2 separate regions of the Homo sapiens genome follow, and region 2 is linked to region 1. The links are chromatin loops, found by intact Hi-C in ENCODE. Cell type or tissue: PC-9. All regions are shown on one strand. Each heading gives the region's core, and the rest is flanking DNA. Links, peaks and the distances in the headings are about the cores only.

Evidence for each region. A loop is a pair of places that touch in the nucleus more often than their neighbours do. Peaks named below come from ENCODE experiments on the same cell type or tissue, not always from the same donor. Only the 100,000 strongest peaks of a DNase experiment are listed, where the experiment ranks them.
Region 2: a loop joins it to region 1, with 2.1 times the contacts of the local background. A loop is called at or near these places in 5 of 110 quality-filtered maps.

Annotation. Positions count from the first base shown.
Region 1 is chr1:97,934,103-97,942,448 of GRCh38, forward strand. LINC01930 (long intergenic non-protein coding RNA 1930) reads right to left here and starts at 7,638. Exons shown (of 2, transcript NR_146275.1): 1 at 7,471-7,638; 2 at 1-67. In PC-9, for the core only: no CTCF peak of the experiment used is centred there; DNase peaks (open chromatin) are centred at 3,679 and 4,029; H3K4me3 peaks cover 909 bases; H3K27ac peaks cover 2,237 bases.
Region 2 is chr1:97,984,973-97,993,318 of GRCh38, forward strand. MIR137HG (MIR137 host gene) reads right to left here. Exons shown (of 5, transcript NR_046105.1): 5 at 3,028-4,597. Among named protein-coding and RNA genes, the nearest start is that of LINC01930, 47 kb to the left of the region's middle. In PC-9, for the core only: no CTCF peak of the experiment used is centred there; a DNase peak (open chromatin) is centred at 4,289; H3K27ac peaks cover 1,017 bases.

The DNA of each region.
Region 1 (8,346 bases), core at 76-8,075:
GGGTTCAGGTCCATTTGTCATAAAACAGTTATTCCTGTTATTTTCAATTGCCACAGTGTTGACAATCCTAGAGGAGAATAGAAGGACTAATAAGAACAAAGTTAATGCAGTATCTTCGTTACCCCAAGCACAAGCCAGTCTCCTTTCCCCCAATCTTCATTTTCTCATGCTGTTGCCCTCACTCACCTAGATTCTCTCCATTTTTTTTTCTCTATACTTAATCTAGTCCTTTAAATTATCTAATGCATTCCTTCTCCCTCTCCATGAAACTTCTCCCAGTTATTCCTGTTACTGGTAGATTTCTATCATTCCTGAACTTGGTTGGTACCAACGACCTGAAATTAGATATAATACCAGTGCAACTAAGTAATAAGGTCAATAGTGCTGGAAGGATTGGTAGGTAGGAGGACACTGTGGTAGCCAGAAGAATAAATATCAATGTCCCCATAACTCTTTTGAAACTCCTCAGTCCTTATTCTCTCTTCATTTTTTCTTTTTCCAGCTTTCATCTCAGTTAATTAACCACATCATATGAAACCATATCCTGCTCCTCACCCTGAAATCTCTGGCTGCTCACCCTAGAAACACCACCTGCTAACAACCTGCAGTGCTGGTATCCATCTTTGGCCACCACCTATCCTAACTTGCTGGACTAGCACCCTATGCCAAGAAGGGTACAAAAAACGTATACGGAAGTAAGTCCTACCCACATGAGACAATAAAATGGACGGATGAGAAAGTGGATAGAAAGTGCCAGGCGTTAGTCGAGATCAAAACGTGTTAAGTGCAGCTGGGCATGGTAGCTCACATCTGTAATCCCAGCACTTTGAGAGGCTGAGATGGGAGGATTGTCCAGGAATTCAAGACCAGCTGGGACAACATAGTGAGACCTGTCTCTACTAAAAATTAGAAAAAATAAATAAATAAACCAGGTGTGGTGGTGCATGCCTGTATTCCTAACCACTGGAGAGACTGAGGCAGGAGAATTGTTTAACCCCAGGAGTTCCAGGCTTCAGTGAGCTATGATCACCACTGCACTTCAGCCTGGGTGATAGAGCAAGACCCTGTCTCAAAACAAAACAAAACACCTAGGTGTTAAGTGTGCATTCTGGTTGGAAAATAATTAAATAGCGATTACCTTTCACAACCAATTTCCTACATATATTACTTTCATATGTTTATTGAGGTACTTGGTGCATCTAATACTATTTTTCAAGTATACTGTAAGTTAATTTAGCTTTATGCCTTTGTGTAATTTCCAACCTTGAACTTGCATGTTTTTTTCCCCATGAGTAAAACGATGAGACTGAGTAACAAAAATAGCCACCATTTATTGAGAGATTATGTTATGCCACACACTCCTTTAAGTGCATGATATACATTATACATACTCATATGATACTTAATTATCAATCCAGAAGATATTATTATGCTTATTTTACAGTTCAGGAGAATGGGCCTCTAGGAGTTTAAGTTCCTTGACCCAAGACACTACCTAGTTAGGCACATTAAAGACCTAGCCTGAGATTCTGTCACAATACATCAAATTTGCTGCAAGAAAATATTATGTTTGTGCATTCAACTCAGTGCTTTATCATATATAGTGGAAAAAAGGAAGGCTGTTTATATGCTATTGTACACCAATTCTTGCTTGTTTAAGTCTTTTGTTACTAGGTCAGATTTTGAGTGTAATATTCCAGTAATTGATATATGCACTTCTTGTTCGTCCTTGACATCGCATGACACCTCATGGTACACTGAATAAATGTTCAACAAATAAATGCATGTGGCTTTGATTTGATGTTCTGATAAAATTGTGGGATCTTGTTATTCCTTTTATTTTCAATTGCCACAGTGTTGCAATCCTAAAGAAGAATCGAAGGACTAATAAGGACAGAGTTAGGGTAGTAGCTTTCAGGGATGTGAGGTTTGAACCCCTTGGTTTAAAATTGAAAGAAAAATTTTTCCTACCTCCTATTACAGTACCTAAGACCGTATGCAGTACACATCCTGGTTTTCTAGTAATGAAGTTTTAAGAAATATGTGATCACTTTCATTCACATTTTTTTCTGAATATGTGATAAAATCATAAAACACAAAACATTAAAGGGGAAAATACAAAATACTCATAATTGTACTATCAACATTTGAATTTATATCAATTTATGGAAATTTTGATTTGTTATCTTTTTTACTTAACTTGAAATGTGATTTTTAGTAGATTCATATTATTCTAAATTTTGGATGTTCCCTAAAATATTAATATGTGTAGGCTAGGTTATGCTACAATAACAAATCACTCCAGAAATTTCAGAGGCTTAATGCGACAAAGGTGTATGTCTTGCTCACGTTACATATCCCATGTGGGCTGGTAGAAAGCTTCTGCTCTATACAGATACACAGGGACTTGAGCTGCCAGAGGTTGCAATTTCTTTTGATTATACCTTCAGGAACATATGGCCTCCTCAGTCCAAGTGGTTATAAAGATGCAGAAATTTCTCACCTCAAAGTAAAATACTTAAATAAGAAATGACATATGTCACTTCTACTCATAGTTCAATGGCCAGAACAAGTTGCATTACAGTGCCTAATTGTAAGGGGTGTGCAGACTGTAAAGGAACACATGGGATATTTTATGTAATTAACCCTCCTCAATTTCTTTCTTAAATAGATGTCCCTCAGTTTTATATTTAGCAGTGTTTTCTCAAAGTTCGGGGTATAAAGAAAGGCATCCTTCCTTTTTTCAAGTGTTAATAAATCTGTAATAGTTACTAGCCTTTAGACTTCAGACTTAGGTTCACTCAAAATATAACTTACGTGTTCTATAATAAAAGTTAATTTCTATTTTGAATCCTCAATCAGCCAAGTGGCAAAACAAAATCTCAGCCAATCTAATACTTCTTCTCCCATTCACCTAGAGTTTCTTCTAAATTTAGGGGGTAGCAAAGTGCCCATATTTCAGGCAGGAGAGTGAGGCACCTGGGCCCTAGTCATTTGCATGTTCCAGTGTGGTGACTGATGAGATGAGCATCACCCATTCTATTCGCTGGTCCATCTGCATGAGTACAAGAAGCTTCTGTTTCCTAAAGAAAAGACTCTCAAAGCGTTGTGTTCTCTCTCAGTTGCTGCTGTGCCAGTGTGGGCCTCATATTCTGCTCTGAATGTGTCAAAGATGGGGTGCTGGCAAGGGGATGTAAAACATCAGGGCTCAGATTCTTTTCTCAGAGTCCCAGTAGTGACTAGTTTTTTTCCCTTGATAGGGAGGATAGGAAGTGTAGAAATTGGCTGATTGCATATTCTCCCAAATCTTACAATGTACCGTAACTTCAGGTTTTGAAATCAAGAGGCTAAAATTTGACTTTTCTAAAACTTGTCTTCTGTTTTAATAACTCTCAGCTGAAGCTATAATCCCGCTGACTGAGTAGAGGCAAAAATGAGGAAAAAAAGTTGAAAAATGCATACCTTTCATCAAAATATCATTCTATGAAAGAGATACATATATATGTTTGTGTATGTAAATGTGTGTGTGTGTGTGTGTGTGTGTGTGTGTGTGTGTGTGTGTGTGTATTTGTTGTTGTTGTTCACATTGAAAGAGATAATGCTGCCTACCAAACTAATAAGTCCTTTCTTGGAGAAATTGCCAAACCTGCTGACTAACTACTCAGGTTTCCTGTGGGTAAGGTGGTCATCTTCTGCACCATGCAACTATATTATCTAATAAAACCTGACTATCCAGTGTTTATTTGCAATCCCAGAGCCAAAATTCTTCTTTAATAATATGCATCCCAATCATATTCTTAACTTAGTATTTTACCTGGAGGCTTAGGTGTTCCCAGAAATACATTTTTAAAATGTATTTTAGAGGTGGTGGTGATGGGATAGGGGATTATTATTTGTATGCTCATTTGTTGGTTAGCTGTGGCTTTAGAAGAGCCATTTTGTCTGTCATTGGAGGAAGGTGACTCACTAGTTGTAAATGTAATTCCCTCCCTTTCTACATCCAGTTTCCAAGAAGGAAGACTTGCCACTGTGTTTCTAATGAGTCATTTTTTAATCATGCTGCCCATCAAGCAAAGACAGATGAATAGATTATTTTTTCATTTTTGTGGATAGTTTTGCAACCCAATAAGCACTTCTTCTTGAGACATTAATCCACTTTATGAGAGAGAACAGGACCAGGATAGTGGAGGGTTTATGTTTTGGGAGGCAGTTGGAGTGGGTAGGGTTAATGAGAGAGTTTCCTGATTGGGAAATGGGAAGGAGAGGAAAAGAAAAAGGAAGTACAAGTTCCACAGAGTAGAGGCCCCCTGAATATGTAGGTTCATAGAAGGAGAAGCCTCTGTGGGTCCCTGTAAAGACTTAGCACTCAATTTCGCTGTTTCAAGGATCTTGGCGAGTGTCTCTCACAACTAAGCCAGGAAAAGAGGAAGTTCATCTTCCACGGGAGCCACAGCCATCATAAAATGTTAGAGTGGAATGACCAGTGAATGAGTGGAAAATGCAGTGGAAGAGTAAAGTTTAATAGTGACAGTGTATAATCCCTAGACGATCCCTCTACTTTTAACAGACTTTTAATTTTAGAATAGTTTTAGATATAGAGAAAAGTTTCGAAGATAGTACAGAGAGGTCCTATTCATCTCACACTCAGTTTCCATTATTGTACCTTCTTACATTAGTATGGTACGAATATTACATTCATGATCCAATGTTAGTCCATTATCATTAACTAAGTTCCTACCTTACTCAGGTTTCCTTGGCTTTTACCTAATAGTTTTCACTCGTGCAGGATCCCACCAGTGTACCATACTACATTTACTGGACATGTCTCTTTAGGTTCCTTTTCACTGTGGCAGTTTCTCAGATTGTCCTTGTTTTTGATGACCTTTGAGTAGTACTAGTCAGATATTTTGTAGAATCCCTTAATTAGATTTGTCTGGTATTTCTTAATGATTAGATTGGCTAAAGATTTTTAGGATGAAGACTTCAGAAGGAAACTTCCATTTTTATCCCATCATAATACAAGTGTGTGCTAGCAATATGACTTATCACTGTTGATATTAAATTTGTTCACCTGGCTGAGATATTGTTTGTCAGGTTTCTCCACTGTAAAATTACTCTCTTCTTCTATTTCTTTTCATAGTGTATTTTTTAGAATGAAGTCCCTTATGAGAAGACCACATATAATCATTAGAAATAAGAAAGATCAGCGGGGCGCAGTGGCTCATGCCTGTAATCCTAGCAGTTAGGGAGGCCAAGACGGGTGGATTCCCTGAGCTCAGGAGTTCAAGACCAGCCTAGACAACATGGCAAAACCCTGTCTCCACTAAAAATAGAAAAAATTTAGCTGGGTGTGGTGGTGCGTGCCTGTAATCCCAGCTACTCGGGAGGCTGAGGCAGGAGAATCACCTGAACCCAGGAGGTGGAGGTTGCAGTGAGCCAAGATCATGCCATTGTAGTCCAGCTTGGGTGACAGAGTCAGACTCTGTCTCAAAAAAAGAAAAAATAATAATAAGAAAGATCAGTGGTGGTAGGGAGGAGTGACCAGATTGGAGAATAATATAAAATAAGTAGAGTTTGATTTGTGCTTTGAAAAAAAGGTAGGGTTTGGATAGGTAGTAGGGACAGAGGATGGGAAGTTATGCTCCCCCTCCTTATAGCCAAGTACCTACATAGATTATTTGGAATTCTGCATGAAAGCTCTGTTTATTCTCCCCTATTTATTTACTTATTCAATTATTTATTTATATTAATATGGACTGATGGATTTTTTTTATACTTTGAGTTATAATCCACACTACTTTTTTTTTTATTGTTGCTCAAATTTTTCCAGCATTTGACATTGAGAGCTTTTTCATTTGGCTCCAGTGTCCCTTTGATATGCCTCCTTCACTCATCATTATGTGTCTGTGTTTGTGTCTCTGTGTGTGTATGTGTGTTTTAACACTTCCTTACTTTTTGGCACTACAATATGCCCCAAGCTTATCTTGTATATTCCTAGCCTCAGTTTTGGAATCAACCATTTTCCCAGGTAACTTGCTTCCTTCAATTGGAGAAATGTACATTAGAAACAAAGATCTGGGCACTAGGTGTGCTTATTGCTATTGGAGTGTCATTTTTCTAGGTCTTCTCAGCTGACAGAGCAAAAACAAATTTATGTATACTAACCCTTGTATGCACATTTATCTGTAAATATTTCCGTAATCTGCTGTAATATATAGAGGAAATTAAATAATGTGCTAAATTAAACATGAGTTCATACTAATGTCTCTAACTTTAACCCATTGCTACATTGATCATTCTAACCACCCCTAGTGTTTTTGTAACTTCCCACTCCAACAGTGAGAAACCTGGCTTCCACCATCCATTTACTTAATTCTTCAGTTCCAGTGTATATGTATGGTAGTGTCAGAATTGTTAAGCCATAACCCTGCGGGAAACAACTTTGTCAACTATACTACATTGCTTAGGTACCATGTCTTTTGTCACTAGCTTTGTGGACTCCACAAACTTCTGGAGTTGCTTCCATCAGTACCTTTCTCCCTACTTTCTTCAGTGAGGTTATTTCATCCACTTGTAGTAGAGTTAGATTCTTCTGTCACACGTTGCCTTCCATCATGGGATTTCTTAATCTCCTATATGATTTTGTTTTAATTTACATGTGTTAAGCTTTACTGTTGGTGCTATAAAGTTCTATGGGTTTTGACAATTTAATTGTCAAATTAAATTGCATTTAATATATATGCACCATTTAATATGTATGCACCATTTAATATGTATGCCATACCATTTAATATGTATGCACCATTATAATAGCATACAGAAAAGTTTCTTGCCCAAAATATCCGCTGTATTTTTTCTATTTAAACCTGCCCTCTCCTGGAACCCTTGGCAACCACCGGTCTGTTCACTGAATCTATAGTTTTGCCCTTTCCAAATGTCATATACATTGAACTGTAAGTTATGTAGCCTTTCAGACTAACTGCTTTCACTTACTAACATGCATGTAAGTTTCATGCATATTTTTGCATAACTTGATAGCTCCTTCCTTCTTATCACTAAAGAGTATTCTATTGTTTGGATAGACAACAGTTTGTTTAACCTTTCACCTACCAAAAGACATCTTGGTTGCTTTCAGTTTTTGCCTATTATATATAAGACTTCTAAAAACTCGTGCAGATTTGCTTTGCAGCTTTATCATTTAATTTTTTTAATTTAGATATAATTTGCATACCATAAGATTCATCTTTTTAAAATGTATTTTTAAATATATATTTCAGTGTTTCTTAGTACATTCACAGTATTGTGCAGCCATCACCACCATCTAATTCAAGAATATTTTCAGCACCCAAAACCATGTACCCAACAATTATTTCCCATTCTCCCTTGCCTCCGACCCACTAATCTACTTTCTGTCTCTATAGCTTTGCCTATCTGGACATTTCCTACAAATGGAATCAAATGATACATTACCTTTTGTGTCTGGCTTCTTTAACTTAACACAGCGTTGTCAAGGTTCATCCATGTTGTAAACATGTGTCAATCATTCCACTTTATGTCTGCATATTATTCCATTATATGGATATACCACACTTCATCTTTTCGTCAGTTGTTGGACATTTGAATTGTTTCCACTTTTGGCTATTAAGAATAATGCTGCTATAATCATTTATGTACACATTTTTGCATAAACATATATTTTCATTTCTCATGGATATATATCTATCACTGTAATTGCTGGGTCATATGGTAACTCTTTGCTTAACTCTTTGAGGAGTTCCCCAACTATTTTTGAAAGCAGCAGTACTATTTTAGATTCCCTCCAGCAATGTTTGAGAGTTGCAATTTTGCCACCTCCTCACTAACACTTGTTATTGTCCATCTTTTTTATTATAGCCATGTAATGGGTGTGATTTGATATCTCATTAAGATTTTGATTTGCATTTCTCTAATGACTAATGATCATGTGCTTCACATGCAGGTTTCTGTATGTTCATAAGTTTTCAAATCAGTTTGGTAAGCACCTAGAAGCACTATTACTGGATTATGTGTTAAGATTATGTTCTCTTAATTTTTAGTCAATCAAATAAATGTAATCATCTAAAACAACCAATATTTGTGAACTCTCATCTGTTACAAACAATGATAGCTAGCTAGTTGTTAGCCAGAGAGGAAACAGAAAACTCATGTTGTTCTATGTTATTCTTCCCTGAGTGCAAATGATTATTGCACCTTCTAGGGGAGATGACAAGGTGCTGGGGTACTTTCAGGTGTCACAATGACCATGTGTGCCACAAGCATTTAGTGTCTGAGGATGAATCAATATTGTGCAGTGTGTGAAAGAGTCTT
Region 2 (8,346 bases), core at 134-8,133, 51 kb after region 1:
GGGTACTAGCATGTGCTGAGCAATTAGTACCCAGCACTTAGAAAGTGCTTTAATAGTTATTATTATTATTATTATTTTGTTTTGTTTTGTTTTTTTGAGATAGGATCTCCCTCTGTCACCCAGGCTGGAGTGCAGTGGCATGATGTGAGCTCACTGCAGCCTCAACCTCCCAGGCTCAAGCGATTCTCCCACTTCAGCCTCCCAAGTAGCTGGGACCACAGGCGCATGCCACCATGCCTGGCTAATTTTTTGTATTTTTCGTAGAGAATGGGTTTTGCAATGTTTCCCAGGCTTGTCTTGAACTCCTGAGCTCAGGCAATCCACCTGCCTCGGCCTCTCAAAGTGCTGGGATTACAGGCGTGAGCCACCACGTCCAGTCTATTTATTATTATTATTACTGTATACTGCCTCTCATGATGTCCAAATCACTATCTTTGTTCTGAATTTCTCAAGCTCCAGGCCTATTTATCCAACTCTACTAGACACCTGCATATTTCATAAATGTCTCAACTCACTATTATCTCCCTAACTTATTATTCTAGTATAACTTACCTTGGTGAATATCACCATCACACCAAGCACAGAAGTCACTCAAGGCTCCTCCTTTTTAATCAATTAACCTCAGACATGGATTTTCCCCATATTTTCCCAGCCTTATATCTTATCCATCTTCCTTCTGCTCACCGTTACCTAAAGCACACTAAATTCCAGTAATTTTGAAATACTGAATGTTAGTTCATTTCATAAAAAAAGGAACCCCAAGGGAACCCTACTATATGCTAGGCAAGACACTGATCATGCAAAGATGAACAGGACCTAATCTCTGCCTTCAAGAATTTCACAGTCTAATTAGGAAGACAAACACATTAACAAACAATTGAATACAATGTGGCGAGGGCTTACAAAACATACGCCAGTGTATTAAAGGAAAGTAGAAGAGAGTATGGACCACCTGGTGAAAAAGGCAATATCAGAGCTCAGTCTAATTTGACAAACAACATGGTACCAGGCTCTGTGCTAGGTGCTGGGGGTATTGTTTATGACTTGGAGAATCTATGGGAAAGGAAAGCATCAAAATATATTTTAATATAAAGTAGTGACTGCTAAGACAGAGGGAGGCACAGCATGTTCTCAGAATGCAATCAAGATATTTGTAGTTTAGGAATAAGAAACTTGGAGAATAAGTCAGGAAGTTTAGTGATTGTTCATACAACTTCCTCTGCTTGATCTGACTTCTCTCATTTTGTTTTCCTGGAAAAACCCGTGTCTAAGACTCCAGTTATTACCTTCAGTTTGAAGCTGATCCCAAGTGCTTTTGATCCTCAATGTCCTGTCCACCCCACCCCACCCTCAGCATTTTGTCTCTCTTTGACCACTGATCTGTGAGAGCAAATGTAACTTATTTTCTCAGCTTAATTATTTACACAGCCATTTCCTCTCAATCTATTATCAAGTGTGTTGTGGAGAGTTTGCCGTAAAAAAACTCATATTTCTTAGAGTAATCCAATGAATTATCACATTATTGTTAAATCACTTGTTACGCATATTTTCTTCATTGAACATATGAGCATTTCCCCAGTGTTTCCTATATGCTGAACACTGAACAATCATACCTACTAGAGCTGGTGAGCTCTGATTCATGTGGCATTTTTGTACAATCTGGAAAGGAACTGTATTAGTCAGCTCAGCACAAAATACTGTAGACTAGGTAGCATAAACAACAGAAATTTATTTTCTCACAGTTTCGGAGGGTGGAAGTTTGAGATTGGGGTGCCAGCTTGATTGGGTTCTCGTGAGCCCTCTTCCTGGCTTGCAGAGGCTGCCTTTGTGCTGTGTTTCCACATGACGCGCGCGTGTGCGCGCGCACACACACACACACACACACACACGGGGAGAGAGAGAGAGAAAGAAAAAGAAAGAGAGAGAGAGAGAACTCGCAAGCTTTCCGAGGTTTCTTATAAGGGCACTAATCCTGAGGGCCTCACTCTCATGATCTCATCTAAACCCAATTATCTTACAAAGACCCCATCTCCAAATACCGTAACACTGGAGGTAAGGGCTTCAACACAGAATCTGAGCAGGGGATGGGAGGACAGTTCAGTCCAGAGCATTCCACCCAAGACATCACCCACATGGATTTGCAGGATAGCCCCATCCTTTCCACCCTGTGGGATTGCCAGCCCCACCCCCTAGCTCTGACAGGCTTGAGTCCTCTGAGTGGTTCTGCCTCCAAAGAGCTGAGTGGAGACTGTCCAGCCTGTTGAAACTGAGGCTGTGGCTCTGGCTATCTCTGAATTGCCTTTGGGGCCATTTTTTCCTCTCCTTGAAAAATAGTGCAGGTTCACAGCCAAATAAGCAAATCAGCCCATCATGTCTAACCCAAGAAGTCTCGAAGCCTTCATTCTTTTTGTCCCATCTTCATCCCCTTCAGTTCAAACTGGCAGAATTTCTGCTCACATAATCTCATAAACTCTTATCAAATGGTTGTCCAGTCACACTCCTAGTGTTATTTTCAGAGCAAGTTTTTGTCATTTTTTAATAATGTGGATAAGCTGAGAATTTCCCAAATCTTCAAGTTCTGGTTCCTTTTTGCTGAACAATTTCTTCTTCAACTTATCTTTTTTTTTTTCATTTCAGCAGAAATGGTCAGGAGGAAACCAGCTGCTCCTTCATCATATTGCTTAGAAATGTCAAATATTTAATTTCATCACTCACAAGTTCTACCTTCCTCAAAACACTAGAATACAGTTCACCTAAGTTTTTTGCCACTTTGTAACAAGGATCACCGTCCTTCCAGTTTCCAATAACATATTCCTCAATTCCATCTGAGGTCTCACCAGAATCACCTTTACTGTTTGTTCATATGTTTAGGATGCACCTGAAAATTCTTGAGCCTCTACTCACTATCCAATTCCAAAGTCATTTCCCCATGTTTAGGTATTAGTTACAGTAGCACCCCCATTTCTTGGTACCAAAATTTGTCTTAGTTCAGGGTGCCATAACAAAATACCATAGACTGGGTGGCTTAAATAAGATAAATTTATTATCTCACAGTTCTAGAGAATAATGTCCAAGATTACAGTACCAGCAAAGTAGATTTCACTCTGAAGCCTCTTCTGTTTTCTCATAGGTGGTTGTTATCTCACTGTGTACTCACATGACCTCTTTGTGTGCCTGTGGGGTAAGAGGGAGAGAGGGCAAGCTCTCTGGTGTTTTCTCTTTTCAGGGTACTAATCAGGAAGGCCCCACACTCTTGACCTCATCTAAACCTAGTTATCTCCCAAAGGCCCCATCTCCAAATACCATCATATTAGAGATTAGGCTTCAACATTTGATTTTGGGGGGACACGATTCAGTCCAAAGCAGGTGCCCTTCCTCAAGACAGTTTATGTCCATCTGTAGGCAATTTGTCATAATAAACTAATTTTAACAGAACAGGGTGTTCCACTGTTATCTGCCAGAAAATGGTTGTAATAAATACTTAAATCTGCAAATTGTACCATGTGAATGCTCCTCTGGAGTTACACAGTAAGCAACCTGAACAATTATTCACCGTAGTCCAGGTTAATCCTTCCTTGTCCTCAACTGACAATTTTTATGTATGGTAAGGAAAATAAATGCTTCAAAAATCTGTTAAATCAGAAATCAGAGGTTTAGATAAGTAAACTATTTACTCCAAAATTATTACAAAGAAAGACCATCTTAATAAGTAAAGAATGTAGTATATGGTTTCAATTTGACAAGACACAATAGTGTGTGACTAAAAAACTGGGCTATAAATAGAGCTTTTTGCTAAGTTTGAGTACAGTAATTATTAAGAAAATCCGTTATTTAATAAAAGCAGCTGAGAACCTGTCAGATTCAAAATCACAAGGTTGAAATTGACTAAATAGGTCCATATGTTTGTAATCCTGTTTCCAGAAAGGACCTTCCTTAAATCGCCCAAAATAAATGAATACCTTGTTAAATACAGATGAACAATTCATACTATAAAATATCTTCCCTAAATTTAATTTCAATCCATGGTACTTAAAATTTAACTTCGTTTCTCTTGTTCTGTCAATGTCTGAATAAATGTTGCAGCAAATATGAAGTGCCTAGAATGTGGCAGGAACTCTGTAGATGGCAAAACAAAAATTAATTCATGTAGAACCCTTCTTATTAATGTATTTAGAATACTTTTCAGGCTTCCTTCTTTTCTGGCAAGTTACACTTTTAACTTTGTACAAGCAAATATGAATCATCAACTAGTTGATTATACAGTCTGAAATTTTCTTCTTCAAATATGAATACAGCAGATCATAATCTTAGGTTTCTATTACAACACATACTGCAGACATGCAAGATTTAACAAGAAAGTAGTAACAATGTAAATAGCATTGCTTTCAAATCTACAGAAAATGGCTTTCTAAGATTTGTGCCAATCATTCATTTTTAAAAATTGGGAATGCTGGCCAGGCGTGGTGGCTCACGCCTATAATCCCAGCATTTTGGGAGGCTGAGGCAGGGGAATAGCTTGAATCCTGGATGCAGAGGCTGTGGTGAGTCAAGATCACGTCATTGCACTCCAGCCTGGGCAATAAGAGCGAAACACCATCTAAAAAAAAAAAAAAAAAGTTGGGAATGCCTAGATTTAATAATTTGAGGAAATTTTTTAAAAAGAAAATGAGCAGTGCCTTTTCATCACCATGGGCTCCTTTTACCTATTCTCTTTTTCTTAATTATTTCATATCTTCTAATCTTTTCTCAATATTTTACAATAATTCTTTTTCCATTCAGCTTATCTACACATAAAAGTATAACACATAAGAATTTCCCACAATTATCTTTTCTTTCTTTCCTTCAGATTATTTCCTTTGTCATAGATTATTTTAGATATATTAGAGAACTTAATGTGTTTGGATTACTTCAAGAATAATTGTACATTGGCCCAATTCTGTATTGACTGGTTTTCTTCAGTTTTATGTAGTCCTACTAAAAGCAGATTTTTAAATTTTAGTTCTTAACATTTCATGTGCAGAATATTTGTGCTATTTCATGGTAGTTTTATTTTTAATTATGTTGGCGTATTTTGTGTATTTCCAGTTTTAAAATTGTATAGAAAAAAGGATCCTCAACCACTGCACTATGAGAGTAGGAGGGGTGCTCTTATTTTCCTGGCTCTTCGTCACAGCCTTCCCTCAGGAATGGAAATCATGGTGGCATAACTGGAGAGCAGCTCATCAGGCACACAAGCTTAGGGAATCCAAGGGAAGAATGCACTGGTTAATTGTGGGTCAGCATAGAAAAGAACATGATCATGTCCTTTGCAGGGACATGGATGGAACTGGAGGCTATTATCCTTAGCAAACAAACTCAGGAACAGAAAACCAAAAGCCACATGTTCTCTCTTATAAGTGGGAGCTAAATGCTGAGAACACATGGACACGTAGAGAGGAACACACACTGGGGCCTTTAAGAGGGTGGAGGGTGGGAGGAGGCAGAGGATCAGGAAAAATAACTCATGGGTACTCGACTTAATACCTGGGTGATGAAATAATCTGTACAACAAGCCCTCATGAAACAAGTTTACCTATGCAAAACAAACCTGTACTTGTACCCCTGAACTTAAAATAAAAGTTAAAAAAAGAAATATGATAATTTTCTTAATTGCATGGAAATGTAGTAAGAACAAAAATTCTTAAAAACGACTAAAATTTATACTTCTATAGCAATTAACATAAACATTTTTTAAACCATTCATCAGTTTATTTTCACATACCCCCAAAAGATTCAAAAAGCGTTAGTCACACTTAAATGATTTGATTTTTTTAAGTGAATCAAACAACTTTTTTTTTTTTCCTGATTGCATGAACTGACCAGGTGTTTGATGACTTTTAGCAGATGTTGACAATATATTGATATTACTAATGCCAACACTTTTTTTTATTTTTTATTTTTTTGAGATGGAGTCTTGCTCTGTTGCCCAGGCTGGAGTGCAGTGGTGTGATTTTGGCTCACTGCAAGCTCCGCCTCCCGGGTTCACGCCATTCTCCTACCTCAGCCTCCCGAGTAGCTGGGACTACAGGTGCCCACCACCACGCCCAGCTAATTTTTTGTATTTTTAGTAGAGACGGGGTTTCACTGTGTTAGCCAGGATGGTCTCGATCTCCTGACCTCGTGATCCACCCTCCTCAGCCTCCCAAAGTGCTGGGATTACAGGCGTGAGCCACCGCGCCCAGCCTACTAATGCCAACACTTTTGATAAAATGTTGAACTGAGGTTATTATAAACTCACCTTTCAATTTCTCATTAAATATGAAAGTTCATACTTATTTCCTTGTTTCTTGAAAATATTCTTTCAAACTATGCCAACTCTCTCGAAGTGGAAGAAAAAAGCAAATTTACTTCCTTGACTTTACCAGATGCCATGTTATTCAAAAGTTGTTTTTCTTTTTGTTTTATTTTGTTTTCAGGGAAAAACCCATCAATCTAAGCAGTGAAAAAATGGAAAGACTCCATGATGTTTTTTAAGTATAGCTACAACATAAATGAGAGTTATTAATCTGCAGCACACCAATCCAACTCCTAAATTACATAATAAACAGGTTTTCTGTCACATATAGCCTCTTCTCTTTGTTAACACCATTATAATACTGCTAATATCTATAACTTGGAAAACGAGGCATACAAGGTTAGGATGTCTCTGATAAACAAAAAAGCTTTTAAGATGGGGCCTTCATTGTTTGTGAAGAGCTAATCATTCAACAATTAAATGTTTGACAAGTTTGACAACCTAAAACTAGACAACGAAATTGCTGCTTAAAATAATAGAAAACATCCTTTTAGGGGAAATTGGTAAACCTCTTCTAGGGGAAATAAGACCCATTTTCATGTCAGCTGAGTTTTAAGTTGCCATTAAAGTGATAATATAAAGGGAAAATAAACGGATTTTGATTACATATTTAACGTTAATTCAAGTGCCTCTTGATATCTCCCCAAATTAGTTTGTTAAAAATAAAATTGCCTGTTGACAATCTATTTTTATAAACATTTAGGTTATCTGTAACTTAATTGTAGTTTTTACTTAAGCCATAACAAATAGTGTTTGTAGTACAAATGTCATTTATATCCCAAAATTTACTTAGATTTAAAAATATTTTTTACCGATTTATTTGCTGTTTCTTCCTGAATCATATTCCTTCTTTCTTGATTTATTTATTTCTTAATGAAATATGTCCTTTAGTATTTTTTCAAGTGAAAGTAGGAAATTCTGTGTCATTGTGCATCTTTAAACTTCTTTATTCCACCTTCTCTCTTAAATGTTTAACTTTTCACTGAGATTTATCTTGTCAGCACATTGAAGTTACTCCTTCATTCTCTTTTGGTCTTTCCTAATGCTGATGAGGTCTTCTATCCACCTGATTGTTCCTTTGTAAATTACCTTTTATCTCTATTTGATTTCAAAATTCTCTCTTTGTCCTTGATGTTCTGCAATTCCACTACAAAGTGACTAGGTATAATTTGGGGGTTTTTGTCTATTTAAATTTTCAAAATAATTACTCATTGCTTTCTTCAGTTTTCAAGAAAGGTTTCAGCCATCATTTCAAATATTTCCTCTTCCCTATCAATAATATTATTTGTTACTGGAATTATTAGACATATGCCAGGGCTTCTTGATATTTTTTTCCATGCCTTTTAAATTTCCTTTAATATTTTTCTTTTCTTTTTCTCTCTCTGTTGCATTTTTGTATGCTTTGATCTACCTATTCACTTATTTTTCTCTTCATCTACATCTAGTCTACATACTCTCTATTATTGTTTTATTTCAATTATTTGTGATTTTATTTGACTGAAATCTCTTTTTGGCTTACACTAGTGGGAGCAGGGAACACAGGATTCTATAGTGTTCTGAAGAGATAATGCTATAAGTGATTCGAAAGAGCAAATGCCTCTGATAAGACTGTAAGATGCACGAGAGAAAGGATGTTTCATTATCTAGGTAGCCCTACTACCCAGTAAACAGCCTGGAAAATAGTATGTTCTCAATAAATGTTTACAGTAATGGATTAAATATAAACCAAGTAAATGTTAAACTTCACAACGATATACCTTAATATTAATATGTTGTCTTTAGTAATTGTCAGTAGTTCAAGTACAGTAATTCTCAAACCAGAGATATTAAAAATCACCTCCGGAGAACACTAAAGTGTAGATCCATAGGTCCCACCATAGAGTTTCTGATTAATTAGGTCTGAGATCTAAATATCCGTATTTTCACAACATGTGAAGTCACATAAACTATAAATTTTGATTCTGAGAGCCAAAGAAGTACCTTGAAAGAAATACTGTCTGAGTGCAATCAGA